Linked DNA regions of Mus musculus: region 1 is linked to region 2. The links are chromatin loops, found by intact Hi-C in ENCODE. Cell type or tissue: gastrocnemius. All regions are shown on one strand. Region 1 has its middle 89 kb from the start of Trpa1. Region 2 holds the start of Sbspon (somatomedin B and thrombospondin, type 1 domain containing).

Evidence for each region. Peaks named below come from ENCODE experiments on the same cell type or tissue, not always from the same donor. Only the 100,000 strongest peaks of a DNase experiment are listed, where the experiment ranks them.
Region 1: it touches region 2 in a loop (3-fold over the local background); 15 of 42 quality-filtered maps call a loop at or near these places.

Annotation. Positions count from the first base shown.
Region 1 is chr1:15,006,364-15,008,863 of GRCm38, forward strand. No RefSeq gene overlaps it. Among named protein-coding and RNA genes, the nearest start is that of Trpa1, 89 kb to the left of the region's middle. In gastrocnemius, a CTCF peak has its summit at 1,461 (motif pointing right); no DNase peak of the experiment used is centred here.
Region 2 is chr1:15,891,162-15,893,661 of GRCm38, forward strand. It overlaps Sbspon (somatomedin B and thrombospondin, type 1 domain containing), which reads right to left and starts at 1,561. Exons shown (of 5, transcript NM_001033288.3): 1 at 1,278-1,561. The coding sequence starts at 1,491. In gastrocnemius, no CTCF peak of the experiment used is centred here; a DNase peak (open chromatin) is centred at 1,559; H3K4me3 peaks cover 1,235 bases; H3K27ac peaks cover 725 bases.

The DNA.
Region 1 (2,500 bases), 880 kb before region 2:
GCCCATGGGAATCAGGGTTTAGAATGGTGAGATGTGTGTGGGGAAGGCCCAGGGATGAGAAAGAAAGAAGGCTGATAGCTGGAGCAAGGAAGCTGGAGCCAGGAAGTCCCGCTGATAACTTATACCAAACAAGTTCCTCAAGAAGCACAGTCTTTTATCTGTGATTTGTAGGAGAATGGGCCAAGGCCAGGGAGACCTAAGTCCAACAATGCTGTCAGAGAGCACAGGATGCCTCAGACACAGGTACCTTAGGACTTAGTAACCACGGTCCTTCTGCAGAGAAGGTAGTGTTCTTAGGAACCCAAACCACTTGAGGCCCAGGTTCCAGCCTCAGTCTGGTCCTTGCCAAATCTGCCACTAGGCAAGGGCACAGACGTTTTCTTTTGTCCTTTCATTGGCACCTCTGAGAAAGTCTTTAGTTGATCTGGCTCCCAACAGAAGAACACACTAATAAGTGAGGTTAAATTTAATTTGTTTGTTTGTTTGTTTCCATTTTTAAGTCTTGAGCATTGAGAGAAAGCACCCAAGGAGCTGAAGGGGTCTGCAAACCTATAGGTGGAACAACAATATGCACTAACCAGTACCTCTAGAGTTCATGTTTCTAGCTGCATATGTAGCAGAAGATGGCCTATAGGCCATCACTGGGAAGAGAGGCCCCTTGGAAACTTTATATGGCCCAGTACAGGGGAATGCCAGGGCCAAGAAGTGGGAGTGAGTGGGTAGGGGAGCAGGGCGGGGGAGGGTATAGGGAACTTTCGGGATAACATTTGAAATGTATATAAAGAAAATATCTAATAATAATTATAATAATAAAACGTCTTGAGCATTGACAGGGAGGTGACCATGGATAGAAATCCTGTGCAATTATGAACACTCATCCATTTGATCTTTTCAAACTTTAACCTTGAATTCTGACAACACACTTGTCCAAACTGTACAACTCCCCACTCAAGTTTTATGTTTATGAGATTTATGTCTCAAGCTATTTTGATCTCAAGAGTTCAAACGATGTATAACTACACTTGGACAGGGGATGAGGACAGGAACCCTAAACAAACTTGCACAGGTTTCTATGTATCTTCAGTAAAAGGCAGAAGAGGAGGAGGAGGAGGAGGAGGAGGAGGAGGAGGGAAGCTGGAGACACAAAGAGCACCTCAGCACATTCTGTTGTAATATAAGTGCAATCTTTTCACTGTCACAGTTATGAGAGAATATAGAGAGTTTTATTTTGCATCCATAAACACAACCACACAAGACTAGAACGAAAGTCAGGCATTGAAAACTCCGGTGATATTGATGAAAACGTTTCTTACTGTAAATGCTGACAACTACCAATTTTATTATTCTAATTAATTCAATACCTAGAGATATTTAAGTGATAGTGGATTCTTCTTATTAAATAATTGACTTTGATTATGTTAATTTAGAGAATGACTTTCTGTTTGTAGAAATACTACACTTTACCACTAGGTGGCAACAATGGTTCAAAAATGAAGGACTGTGACAAAGTGCTTTCCTGTGTCTCAACGGATAAGTGTGAAGTCAAACTCAAACAGGCAACTGTTAATCCATGATAATGCAATTATGTAAAACCTGACAAAGCGTGAAATTTGGTAAAACCATACAGTTTATAGAAATGATTCAAAAGACTTTAAAATAAAAGTTAATAAAATATTGACAATATTGATTATAATTTGATAAAACTGGTGTAAATTGTATCATACCCAGATGAATTGATGACTTAAGACATACAAATAGGTATAGGAGGGTATCAAGGCACTTTTAGGTAGTTAAACATTTAACACCAATTATCAAATTAAACTAATTTAAATGAAGAATAATGTCTTCATCTCATAATGCTACATATACAATACATTGACACCTACAAATATTCAATACATATTTACCACACAGAAATAAACCAAAGATACATTCAATATTGTATTGAAATAAAAATTATTCAGAATTCACTATTATTTCTGACTTTCTGTTTGTAATTTTTTGCAGAATGTTATTTAATTATTTATTTCATGTATTTAAGACTTGTTAAAATTTAGCCAGTTGGTAGGTTTGTTAATCAACTTTCAATTACTCTAACATCCATGAGATGTTAGGCCTCGATGTTTCGTGTCTGGAGGGAGGCATCTGCAGTACCGTTAATCTCATCCCATGATGCAAAGAGAGAGGACGTGGCAAGGCTATGACCATCACCATCAGCCGCATGCCTCAATGATTTATGAATCTTCCATAAGGCCCAACCTGTCTATACTTTCAGCAAGTTTTAATAACCCAGGTCTGGGCTTTTAATACTCAGGTCTTCAGAGAACAATTCCCTGTTCCTGCCATCAAGATATGGACATCTTAGTAGAGATTTGCAAGGCAGCTCTTTAAAGACTCTGGGAATGCAGCAGATTTTGTGCTCAGTGCTATTAGCATAGTGTTGGCCAAGAAGTGTGTGAGAGGAAGCAGGACACCCTTCATCCCAAAGGGTCTGCAGAGG
Region 2 (2,500 bases):
GTGCTTCTGGTACAAAGTGACTTCCTAAGGAGTAGAGACAGCATCTTCAGTGTCCCACCATCCCTGTGCTTACTACAAACTAAGGGCTACAGGACTCTAGGATCAATGCATAGGCAAGCCCCTCAAGAATGAGTGCTTTGGAAGACCCAGGGACACGTAGCTGAGACACCCAGTTTCGGGTGTTGCCAGGGAAGGGGACACATGGCTCAGACTCACTGCATTTTCTGGTTCATTGACTTTTCCAGCTTCCTTTAGACTGAGGCAAGATGACTTGTCACGGGAATGGGGGGAGAACTTATCAAAAAGGGCATCCGCCAGTAAATCTTGGAGGTTTTTTGGCTGTGCCCTTCCACAGTATCATGGCTGGGTGACTGACCTGCCTGGGATTGACAGGCTCTTAGCAAAGAGGCAAGAGAGGCCTTGTTGCTACTGGGCCTCTCGTTCCTGGAGTGTGGCCCAGCCCTTGGGTCCTCTCCTCAGAAGTTGCCTAGGACTTGTGTGAGGACAAACCCTATCATATGGACAACTTTGGGACTGATCTGATTAGCAAGGAGCAAAGCTGCTTTGGTTTTCAGAGCTGACTTCTTGGTCACGGCTTGTTTTTCAGGACTGTGTTTCTCATTTCTTCCTTTACCTTTAAGTTCAATTAAACCTGCGTTGACAGAACCCTACCAAGGGGTACTGTGAGATGCTATGGGAATGTTAGATAAGAAAAGACCTCATTCTAAAGGGAAGGATCAAACACTACAGAGACTTGAGGAAAGAAAGTATCCTAAAGATAGTTCCAAGAGCACAGAAAACCTCCTCACAGGAAACAGCGGTGGTCCATGTTGGAGCCCACCACAGAACACCTCAGACCTCTAAGAAAGTGGAGGCCCCTCCCAGGGCAAGCTTGATACAAAGTGAGACAGTCTCATCTTCCTGGCCTTGTTAGTTTTCTCTATCCCCAAACTTTATGAGGTTGACAGAATGAGTGTGGTGACGGCTGGTCCAGGGACACACCCCTGACAACTGTCAGCACCATCCTTCCAGGCCCCAGGTGACTCTATGAAGCTAGAGTTCTTGAGTCACAGAACACATCCCAGAGGTGATCCCCACAGATGTTAGGGGGTGTGCTTCGGGGACATTAGATGAAGCCGACTGGGAAGCCTGGAATGGAGCGGGAGTTGGGGTGGGGGTGGGGTACTGGGATTGCGAAGGCTGATACTGGACTGGCCTGGAAGTGACCAGAAGATTCCTGGCTTCCTAGGGGTCCCTCCCGGCGCCCAGCCACCCACCTGGGCACGCCCTGTCGTAGTCGAAGCAGCAGTCCCCGGTGAGACGGCAGGCTTGGTCACAGAAGCATGTTCCATAGACCCTGTCCAGCCTCCAGCCGCGGGCGAAGCAGGCTGGGTCCCGGCCAGGACAGCAGCGGCCGGCCTCTGCACAGCCAGCCAGGGCCCCGGGCCACAGCCGCGCCAGAGCGCACAGCACCATCCACAGGGTCTTCATGGCCAGAGCTGCCGCGACACTTGCGAACGGACCCAGCTAGAGCCTCGGGCAAGAGCTCGGCTCCTCCGACAGCCGAAGCCCCCGCCCTCGGCCCTCCGCCCTTCCGCACCGCCCCTCGGCTGCCCTGGCTGTGCGCCCGCTCGGCGGGCTCTGGGCGGGTGGCACTGGGGCCCAGGTGGGACGCGCTTCTCCTCCTGGCCACCAGCCGACCCCCGACCACCCCAGGTGCTCTCACAGCCCGCTACCGGCCACTCTCCCCAGGATCCAAACTCTGCCTCCTTAGGTCTGGGGACGCGGTAGCCCGTGCCTGTTTGCACCCGGAAAGCCGCCAGAAAATGGATGGAGCCCCTGTGCACCCGGGCGACCCCCAAGCGCCCCAGCTCGCTCTAGAAAGCCCTCGGAGTCTTTTCCCAACTGTTTCTCCAACTCTCCTGGGCCCTGTCGGGCACAGAGAAGTATCTTTCTGCAGCATTTTATAGTGGCTTTTTTCTCACCCAGAAAAAAATGCTACTTTCCTTCACTTAAAGGACAAATTAATGAATACGAAGAAAATGATAAAGTAGAAACTGTACTCTGTTTTTTTGTTAAAGCCGATTTCCCAAAGAGAACCCCCACCAATAATGGTTTTTCGGTTTTTGTTTTTGTTTTTTTATAATAACTTTCACTCTAAGGTGTTCGTCTAATTTTGGAGGGTTTTATTCGCGTGCACATCTTTGTTTGTTGTCTTGTTCTTGCCACGTTGAGAATGGAAATTAGATCCTGACCGATGCAAGGTCATCCTACTAAGCGACACCCCACCGGCAACTTGTTTGTTTACTTGCTTGTTGAGATGAGGGACTTGCTACTTACTTCTGGCTGACCTGTAACTTGCCATGTAGACCAGGATGGGATGGTATCGAACTCACGAGAGCTACTGCCATCTGCCTCCCAAGTGCTGGAACGAAAGGCATAGGCCTTTACACCCAGCTTTATGCCCAAGTTTTTATATGTGTTTCTTTCTCTTCTCTAA